Linked DNA regions of Homo sapiens: region 1 is linked to region 2. The links are chromatin contacts, found by Hi-C in ENCODE. All regions are on one chromosome and are shown on one strand. The core of a region is the stretch at or near the end of the contact, and the rest is flanking DNA. Distances in the headings are between cores, read along the strand shown. Region 1 overlaps ALPL (alkaline phosphatase, biomineralization associated). Region 2 overlaps ECE1 (endothelin converting enzyme 1).

Evidence for each region. A loop is a pair of places that touch in the nucleus more often than their neighbours do. Pooled maps may share reads with other maps.
Region 1: a map of IMR-90 shows a loop between it and region 2 (2.9-fold over the local background). The contact joins two enhancer-like sites. A Hi-C loop is called at or near these places in 3 of 168 maps with a recorded cell type or tissue (IMR-90, cardiac septum and sciatic nerve) and 7 of 50 pooled maps.

The regions. Positions count from the first base shown.
Region 1 is chr1:21,571,034-21,576,245 of GRCh38, forward strand. ALPL (alkaline phosphatase, biomineralization associated) reads left to right here. Exons shown (of 12, transcript NM_000478.6): 9 at 2,632-2,766; 10 at 4,700-4,891. Among named protein-coding and RNA genes, the nearest start is that of LINC02596, 13 kb to the right of the region's middle. RefSeq lists enhancers at 3,115-3,789, 3,790-4,464. Within about 2 kb of position 3,728, at least 18 of the 41 ENCODE cell types and tissues checked have a DNase peak (open chromatin) inside an H3K27ac peak, as active enhancers do.
Region 2 is chr1:21,267,181-21,272,404 of GRCh38, forward strand. The region is part of intron 4 of ECE1 (endothelin converting enzyme 1); the gene reads right to left. It overlaps LOC124903872 (a long non-coding RNA gene), which reads left to right. Exons shown (of 3, transcript XR_007065530.1): 3 at 1-71. Among named protein-coding and RNA genes, the nearest start is that of ECE1, 21 kb to the right of the region's middle. RefSeq lists an enhancer at 3,056-3,350. Within about 2 kb of position 3,176, at least 12 of the 41 ENCODE cell types and tissues checked have a DNase peak (open chromatin) inside an H3K27ac peak, as active enhancers do.

The DNA of each region.
Region 1 (5,212 bases), core at 2,478-4,977, 300 kb after region 2:
CAGACACATGCACACAGCCTCTTGCTTGCCTGGGTCACATGGCACACACCCAGTACCACATGGGCTGTGCATGCACCCGTGTATCATGCTGGTTTTGCTCATGGATCTTAGAGCCAGAGTGCTGGGTTCAAATCCAGCTCTACCACCTCTAAGCTGTGTGACCTTGGGCAAGTGATTTCTCCTCTTTCTGCCTCAGTTTCCTCTTCTATAAAGTAGGGATAATGATGCTCCCATAAAATGGAGATAGTGATGGGGCTGGAGACAACCCCTGGGTTGTCATGAGCATGACATGAACTTGTGTTGTATAAGTTATCTGTTGCTGTATAACAAATTATCTCAAAACTTAGGCCAGGTGCAGGCCGGGTGCAGTGGCTCATGCCTGTAATCCCAGCACTTTGGGAGGCCGAGGTGGGCGGAGCACAAGGTCAGGAGATTGAGACCATCCTGGCTAACGAGGTGAAACCCCATCTCTACTAAAAATACAAAAAATTAGCCTGGCGTGGTGGCGGGCGCCTGTAGTCCCAGCTACTCAGGAGGCTGAGGCAGGAGAATGGTATGAACCCGGGAGGCGGAGGTTACAGTGAGCCAAGATCGCACCACTGCACTCCAGCCTGGGTGACAGAGCAAGACTCCGTCTAAAAACAAAAAACAAAGAACAAACACGAAAAAACTTAGGCCAGGTGCAATGGCTCGCGCCTGTAATCCTAGCACTTTGGGAGGCCAAGGCAGGTTGATCACTTGAGCCCAGGAGTTTGAGACCAGCCTGGGAAACATAGCGAGACCTCAATTCTACAAAAATTTTTTAAAAACTGGCCAGGTGTGGTGGCGCACACCTTTAGTCCCAGCTACTCAGGAGGCTGAGGTAGGAGGATCCACCTGAGCCCAGGAGGTTGAGGCTGCAGTGAGTTGTGATTATGCCACTGCACTCCAGCCTGGGTGACAGAGCAAGACCCTATCTTAAAAAAAAGAAAGAAAGAAAACATTAGCCAGGTGTGGTGGTGCCAGCCACTCAGGAAGCTGACGTGGGAGGCTTGCTTGAGCCCAAGAGTTTGAGGCTGCAGTGAGCTATGATCATGCCACTGCACCAGTTTGGGCAACAGAGTGAGACCCTGTCACAAAACAAAACTTAACAGTTTAAAACAAGAGTAAACATTTATTGCCTCACTCAATTTCTTTGGGTCAGGAATCTGGGGACAGCTTAGCTGGGTCTCCCATGAGGTCACAGTCATCTGAAGGCTTGACTGGGGCTGGTGCTTCCAGGATGGTTCACTCACATGGCTGGCGAGTTGGTCTTGGCTGTTGGCAGGAGGCCTCAGTTCCTTGGCACATTGCTCTCTATAGAGCAGCTTGAGTGTCCTCATTACATGGTGGCTGGCTTCCCACAGAGATCCAAGAGTATATAAACAGAAGCTACAACATTTTATGCCCCAGCCTTCGAAATCACACACCATCATTTCGGTGGCATTCTATGGCATACAAAGGCTAGTGTGGGAGGAGACCACACAAGCGCGTGAATTCCAGGGGGCAGGGGTTATTGGGCACCATCTTGGAGGCTGGCTTTTGCCTGCTTCCAAAGCGCTAACAGCATGTGGCACCAAGTGAACCCTGTGTGCATGGGAGCTATTGTTCGGCTGTGTACCCACTCACAGAGGGGCAGGGTGTTCTGGAAGGACACCAGAATTGGAAGGACACCAGAATCAGAAGCACCAGCATGGGACACATGGAACTTTGTGCCATGGGCAAGGAATGGATCATTCTCCTTATGTCACAAGTGAGAAAACGGAGCCCAGTGAGCAGGAGGGACAATGATTCCAAACCTTCTGCTGTTTCGCTGCACAGGCCACCGTGCCCTTCAAATCCAACATGTAAATGCACACACACTCTAGCGGCCCCATCGAGTCCAGGCTGTGACCCTCTGCCTTGGGGCCACAGTGCTGTGTGCTGAGCCCTGCAGGCTGGAGGCAGACTGACTGATGGATTTGAACCCCAGATCTGCCACTTCTCAGCTGACAATAGCAAGTTATGGAACACCTCTGGGCCTCAGTGCTCCTCATCTGTGAAACGGGCATGGTGATCCCACCGCGCCATAGTGGTGGGAATGAAAATGAAAGGAATTGGGGCTGGGTGCGGAGGCTCACGCCTGTAATCCCAACACTTTGGGAGGCCGAGGTGGGCGGATGACCTGAGGTCAGGAGTTCGAGACCAGCCTGGCTAACATGGTGAAACCCTGTCTCTACTTAAAATACAACAAAAATTAGCTGGGTGTGGTGATGCATGTCTGTAATCCCAGCTATTCAGGAGGCTAAGGCAGGAGAATCACTTGAACCCGGGAGGCAGAGGTTGCAGGGAGCCGAGATCGCACCACTGCACTCCAGCCTGGACAACAGAGTGAGACTCTGTCTCAAAAAAAAAAAAGAAAAGAAAAGAAAAAGAAAAAAGAAAAAAAAAGGAATTGGGGGCCTAATTCTGGGCCCACAAAAATCACCCAGATAAGGATCCTCCCAGCCACCATACTCTACCCCAAGCTGGCTGTGGGGAGCCTGCATTCCCTGAGACACCCCAGCTTCCTTGGAGTCCTCCTAGCCGGGTCACAGCCTCTCAGCATCCACATCCTCCTGGCGTCCTCCTCAGGTCTCTTCGAGCCAGGGGACATGCAGTACGAGCTGAACAGGAACAACGTGACGGACCCGTCACTCTCCGAGATGGTGGTGGTGGCCATCCAGATCCTGCGGAAGAACCCCAAAGGCTTCTTCTTGCTGGTGGAAGGTAGGGACCCCGGGTCTGCTGAGAGGGGGCTGCTGGAAACACGGCCCTGGTGTCAGGATGGAGAAGTCCAGCTCTTAAAGGGAACTGACTGGTTTGGGGGTGAAGGGAGAGGTCCCTTTAGGAGAATAGGTTGTGGAAGGAGACGGGTGGCACTGTAGACACTCCCAGCCCAGCAAGCTGCTCTCCTTTGGGCATGGAGATGCAAGTTAGGTTCAGCAATCCAGGAAGGCTTCCTGGGAGAGGAGGCAGATTTCTCCCCTTTGGTAGTCTTTCTTGGGGACCTGGCCCTGAAGGGGCAAGCAGCCCCTCAGCCTCACTGCCCAGAAAAGCAAATCCGCAGGCCCCGGCTTTCCCACGCTGTGTGCTGATGTTCCCAGGCTCTTTCAGCGCCGGCCAGGGGCCTTGCAGACAGACCTGAATTCTTGGCCTGGCGCTGCCATCTGCTGGCGGTGTGACCTCTACCTGTGCACTTCTGTTATGTGAAGCCAAAAATAGCATCTGTCTCCTGGAGAGTGATTCGCCTCCATTGTGTTCAGAGACATAAAGTACTTGGAACGGGGCCCAGTAAAGAATAAACCGTGTTTCTATTATTAGCCTTGTTATGGCTACACAATAGTTAAGGCGGGAACAATAGGAAGTGTGAGGAAGTGATAAAGATTCCAGAAACCTTCCAGTGCTAACAGCCCTTGCCCACCGCAGTTCCTCATGTTGCCCTGCTAACATCGGTATGTATACACACACATGCACACACGTGAACATGTTTGCACATATGCTCCCCACGCATACACACATGCTCAGCGCCTCCGCCTTCCAGAGGTGAGCGTCCGCCAGCCCAGCTTGGCTGCTTTCTTGCCAAACCCCGGGGTTCCCACTCGAGCACAGCGGTCTTGGCCTGGCCCCGAACAGGCCTCTGACGCCAAGGAGCCAGCCAGAAACCAGCGGTGGTGAGCACGGGCTCCCCCGGGAGCGGTTTCCTTTGTGAGCAAGGCCAGGATGGGCCGCCCAGGCTAGCTGCTCCCAGAGCCACAACAAAGGGAGGACACGCCCTGCCAGCCTGCCGGGCCACCGCGAGGCTCAGACTGGTGGGAACAGAGGGCTGCCTGGCGCCCAGGACCCTCCAAGCTGGGAGTGTCCACCAGGCAGCGCCCTCCTGTTAGCAAGGGAAGTGTTCCTTTAAGGTCACAGAGCCCTCGGCTGCTGGGCCAAGCCTCCAGCCAGGCCCCTGCACTCACCCGGAGGTGGGAAGCGGGGGCGGAGGCTGCGAGGGTTCAGGCTTCGGCAGGGCTTTGTGGAACCTGCCACAGGCACTGCCCAGGCACTGGGGACTTTCACTACCTCTGGGAGCTCCGTGCTTTCTTTTTAGAGGGGATGATTTGAGGTAGAGATGAAAAACGGGGTTAGGACGAGTCACACCTGAATTCACATCCTGGCAAATCCCACCGTGGGCTTCCCCACACTAGGCCTCAGTTGCTCCATCTGTAAACAGGACTGATCATATTCCTCTCTGCCCAGCATTGCTGTTCAGGGGAAAAGAGACATGGGTGTGTCGTGCCTGGCACATTGTAGGGATTCCAGCGTGCCCCCTTCCCTACCTCCCAAAGGCTTCAGTGCCTCCTTCAAGCAGCTAGAGACAGTGCTGGGAGGGGCGGTGGGAGGAGTACAGCTTCCCGGCCTGGTGAATTTGATTACACATCTGGACTTTGCAGCCCCCATGCATGTGCCTTTGGCACCGGGGCTGTCCCTCTCTGGCCTCCGTCAGGTTGAATGGCTGCGTAAAATGCCTAGGCTGTGGTGCTAGCTCAGAGTGGTGCCCGGCGAAGGTTCCTGTCCTTCCCTAGCTAACAAAGGTTAATCCAGCAGCAGTGTTGTGGGGCTGGGGAGCAGATCTTCCTCCCCTCCTCCCTCACCGAGGCCTTTGCCTTGGTGTCCCAAGGAGGCAGAATTGACCACGGGCACCATGAAGGAAAAGCCAAGCAGGCCCTGCATGAGGCGGTGGAGATGGACCGGGCCATCGGGCAGGCAGGCAGCTTGACCTCCTCGGAAGACACTCTGACCGTGGTCACTGCGGACCATTCCCACGTCTTCACATTTGGTGGATACACCCCCCGTGGCAACTCTATCTTTGGTAGGTGGGCCTTCTTTGGGGTGGACACTCCTGGGGTCTCCTGTCTACCCACCTGGGAGCAGGAGTGGGTGGGAGAGCCAGCAAGCCCAGAGCATGGTGGGGACTCAATGACAACTGGGTGGGGAGGAAGAGTTACTGGGGATGGGGAGAAAATGCAGGGTGAGGCAGGGGAGTGAGTTGAGTGGTGGTCGGGTAGACAGGCAGGTGGGTGGATGGATGGCCACGTTGACCATGGCTGGGCGAGAACGTGGATAGATGAATGAGAGAGGATGGCTGGCTGGATGATGGATGGATGATGGATGGATGGATGGATGGATGGAT
Region 2 (5,224 bases), core at 1,926-4,425:
GCCCGTGCCTTGATCTTGGACTTCACAGCGTCCAGAACAGTGAGAAATAAATTTCTGTTGTTTACAAATTATCCAGTGTATTAGTCTGTTTTCCCACTGTTGATACAGACATACCCAAGACTGGGCAATTTACAAAAGAAAGAGGTTTAATGGACTTCCAGTTCCACGTGGCTGGGGAGGCCTCACCATCGTGGTGGAAGGCAAGGAGGAGCAAGTCACGTCTTACATGGGTGGCAACAGGCAAAGAGAGAGAGAGGCTGTGCAGGAGAACTCCCATTTTTAAAACCATAAGATCTTGTGAGACTTATTCACTATCACAAGAACAGCACGGGAAAGAGCCGCCCCCGTGATTCAATGACCTCCCACTGGGTCCTTGCCACAAAATGTGGGAATTGAGGGAGCTACAATTCAGGATGAGATTTGGGTGGGGACACAGCCAAACCATATCATCCAGTCTGTGGTATTTTGTTACAATAGCACAAACAGACTAAGAATCAATCAATCCACGTAACCATTCCCCAAACAGGAAGGCAGCACCCACTCCTGTAGACACCATACTGGATAGAAAGCATTCATGATGCAGATGCTGTCCATAGATGGCTTCCTTCCAATATGCGCAGGAAGATGAAACTCAATTAGACAGCAGGTATTAGGAAAATATGTCAAAATAAAAATACGAGCGATGTCACAGGGTGACATGATTAATTGCCACATCACCGACATGGACACGTTTAACGCTATTGGAATATTGTATGTCTATCTCCCAGGGAGACTGGAAGGCAGACTGCTAGTTTTTTCTTTATGGAATCTGTGTTGCTTGAATTGTCACAATGAGCACGCATTGATTTTTTTGTATGCGTTCATCTTACAGTATAAAATACAGTAAAGCAAACAGGACAGGTGCACACAGTGTACTTGTAGCTCAAGCCTAGAGAGGCCCTTTGGTAGCCACAGAAGACAATGGAGGCAGCAGGTTTGAGAAAAGTCTCGGAGGCTTTGGAGGGGGTGGTGTAGGCTCTCTAGCTGGTAGAATAATCTGAGCTACAAGCACAGTTGGAAAGTCCAAGGCAGGGCCAAGTCTAAGGGCTGAAGGGCCTGGCTGCTTCCTTCCTCTGATGAAGTGAGGCCACCCACTCTCATCTCCCCAAAACCTACAAGGACAGCCCATGCTGGCCACTTGGGGGAGTGGCAGAGTGAGGTGCGAGGCATCTGTGTGTCCTGCAGCTGAGGTCAGCATCCCCAGCTGGCAGACTGCCAGGTCATGCCACAGTGGCACCTGGCCTAGTTCGGCCCACCTGCTACAGAACTGCCTGGATTGCCTCTGAGGAGCCTAGCATGAATTCACCTGGCAGAGAAATGCATGGCTTGCCCAAGGTCACACAAGCAGATGGTAATAACTATCTTGCCGGATCGGCTGACACAATCCACACTGGCACTCTAAATGTCCCTTCTCCCCTCTCCGCCTAGAGGGAAGCCCTCGCCTCAGCAGGTCAGAGTGGCCTGGGCACCTCCGGCTTGTTCCCGTGCCCATCAGCTCTGGCTCCCTTCCGACGCCTGTTGGCTGACCCCTTTGTCTTGGAGACGCTGAACCCAGCCTGGCCTTAAGCCCAAGAATGCACTGGCCCACACTCCTGCATTTTTTTGTCACCCACTCACCTGCCATCTGCCTCTTCAGGAGTTTCCATGTATCAAAGTCCCAGGTATCAAGCCCACAGGTGAGGGGCCATTTCCAGACTAGTTCCGAGGACTGAGCCTTGAGGGAGAGGACCCCAGGATATGTCTTCCGGGGAAGCCCCTAGTCAGTATGACATGGGGGTGACCCCAGCTCCTGTGTTCACTGGACCTGGGCTGGGGCTTGGCTGGCCTGGGCTGAGAACTCTGTGGAGCAGCCGCTGGGGAAAGGAGGCAGGCGAACCACACTTCTCGGCTGCTCTCCCTGCCAGCAGTGCCGACCCAGGGCCTCTCCCTGCTGAATCTGACAGTAGAGTGAGTAGAGAAAGAATACAGGCTTTGAGGTCCCACAGCTCTGGGTCTAATCCCAGCCTCACCATTTCCTAGGAAATACATTTCCTTCATATTCATGAGTCTCATCTGTAAAATGTGCAAATGCAGCCTACTCCATGAGTTTACTATGAGAATTCAATGAAATAATACAAGTGAGATGCTCAGTGTGTCATAGCTGTATTCTGCACCTCCTTCCTGACAACTGGGTCCACATACCAGCGCTTCTCTAATAAATAAGAAATAATGACTTTGTTCTTTGCCCACCCAATTAACCCTTAGAGCATCCCTACTAATGAGCTGAGTTTCAGTTAGTTCCCACTTTATAGGTGATGAGCCGAGGACCTAAAAATCTGGGTGACCTCTCTGCAGTCATACAGCTTGTTTGTAAGAAGTCTGGGTTGGAACTCACCTACCACCACCAAGGAGGGCAGCTGTGCTTTGACGAGCACCTACTAGGTGCCAGGCTAGTATTCCGATGTATTCCAGTGCTCAGCACTTTGAACCATCCCAGGCAAGTCAATACTCACAGTAACTGTATGTGTTAGGAGGCATCATTATCCCTACTGTACAGATAATGAAACTAAGTGGGAGAGAAGCCAGGTCACTTGTCCAAGGCCACACGAGTGATAAGCAGCTAGCACACCAGGACTGCTTGACTTCAGAACTCTGCGGTCTGGCCTCCTGGTATCACCAGACCTTGGCCTCGGGGTCAGGGTTGAATGCATGATTTTGGGTTGTTCCATGGCCCATTGGATGCAGCTCCCCACCCACGGCTTGATTGTCAGGAACAGTGGGGATGGACTCAATCTTGGCTCAGACCTAAGGTTCTCCCAGTGAGAACCAGCCCCAGAACCAGTCAGACCAGAACCCACACAATGCACAAGAGCCCATTCTGGGCCTCACTGGGAAGCTAGAGGGCCTGTCCACTGTCCTGCCCCATCCCCTCTAAATGCTAACTGCTCCCCAGAGAGTGAGCCCCTCACCATTTTGGACTGGTGGTATATCCTTGACAAAGTCACTTAACCTCTGGGAGCCTCAGTTGCTGCATCTATAAAATGGGAACAACAATTCCGAAGTCTGGGGTTGTGAGGATTAAGGAAGCAGTGGCTCTAAAGAGCATGGTACAGTGCACAGCGCACGGCGGACATCCGTGTCTCTCCTTCCTTCAGGCCCTCAGGCTCTGCGCCCCCTGCAGGTTCTTGCAGGCACTGCGGAAAGGGAGCTAATGTCTGTCCCTTGTACCTGAAGGAGGTGGTGTGGGACAGAGGAAAGGGCACAAGACCAGGCATCAAGCAAGTCTCAGCTCTGCCACTCACTAGCCTATCATGAGGACCTCTCCGGATCTCGCTTTCCTCATCTACCAACAGAGTGAGCAACACCTTCCCAGCTTCCACCCTGCAGGATCAAGTGGGATGGTGTCTACAAAACAGCTCTGTAACCTGTCAAATGCTGTGCAAAGGTCAAGGGTGAATAACAGTAGCATCAATACAAACAGCAGCCACCACAACATGCCAAGCCTAGGCATGGTTTAAATACATTTAAATGTATTTCCCATTTAATTTTCAAAATTCAGAGGAGGCATGGTTCCCACTGTACTCATGAGAAAACAAGCCAGGGAGGTGATGTAATTGACCCAAGACCTCATAGTAAGTGGCAGAGTCCAGATTCGAACCCAGGTCCTGGTGAGTCTGAAGCAGAGGAACCGACCCACCTTGTTATACTACCTGGACTATGGGCCCTGCCAAGCCCCCAGCTGTGATGTTAGGCACTGGAGAAGGGTCGTCCTTGAGTTCCAGTCTTGCAATGATAGACATATTTGCCTTTTAAGTGTCTGGTTCTAAAATGAAAAGCTGCATGCCCTTTCAAAGGCACTTTGGTGGCATAAGGCAGGCAGGGGGACATCTCAGACTGGGGCTTTGCTGCTTCGGACATACTGAGCTTCAACCCTACCTCCATACACACCACCCTGCTCATCCTCAGGAAGTTAGGCTGAAGGCAGCTGCTGCTGCTGCTTCAGGAGCTGTCGGAGGCCAGGAGAAAGGGTGGGTGTGTTTTACCTAGCGGCGGCTCTGCTCTGTGGGGCTGGGGCAGGAAAGAAAGGAAAGGTCTCCTTCACCTGGTTTGCCTACTTTCCCTGTAATCTAAAAGACCCAGTTGCCTTAAATTGTTAATTGTCCATTTAGAATCATTTCCTGTCTCTTAAGATTCGTGTCCCTTTAAGAAGATCTGTCCCCTTTTGGGTATCTTCTATTGTACCTGCCTTTGAATATCTTAAAGTTTTTTAAAACAATCAGTATTTGTCGGATCTAGGTTCTGTTGTTGATGGATAAATTGACTGACTTTTCAGAATGCAGCCTCTCCCAGCATTTAGGGTCCCAGGATGGAGCAGGGGACAGCAGCAGAGGGAGACAGCCATGGTCCCAGCTGTGGGAGGGTTAAGGTGGGCAGCTTTATGGTACAGCACAGGTGTCATGATTTCACACTGGGGGAGGAGCCCAGTGGGCAGACGGGAATCCAACAAACATTAACTAAGGATACAGCTGCAAACAAGACAACGTGGAGCTCTAATCTGAGGAAAAACCATCAACACAGGGGTGAACTAGAGGTGCCCAAGGCCTAGTGAAGTGCAAAGAGAACTCTGACCAGAGGGCTTATCGTGCAAGCCCGATCACCGTGAGGCTAAGGATGATTCCCGCCTACACTGAATAACTAATCCTCTGATAAGCTGTTGTTAGAACTTTCATTGGATCACAACCTTAGAATCTGATCTAGTGTGTTCAGTCTCGATCCCTTTTGCTCATAACTTTCAAAACTCACAGTCAATACTAGTCAAAAGCTACGCCAAGCTTGAAGCCACAAAAGTAACGACCACAGCCACCAGTTCTTGTGTACACCCTACATGCCACACACACCATGCTAATGCTTTACACATGTGCTCTCTAGTTCTCAAAACTCTGTACCTTGGGTCTTATTAGTCTCATTTTACAGATGAAGAAACTGAGGTTCAGAGATATGTGACTTACTCAGGATCATACAATGAGTGAGGGCAGACATTCTAACCCAGCTTCACCTACTCCCAAGTCTATGGTCTTCCATTCTGCCAGGCTCCTCTTTTCTTGTTTTTTAGACAAGAGTCTCACTCTGTTGCCCAGGCTGGAGTGCAGTGGCGCGATCTCGGCTCACTGCAACCTCTGCCTCCCAGTTTCAAGCGATTCTCCTG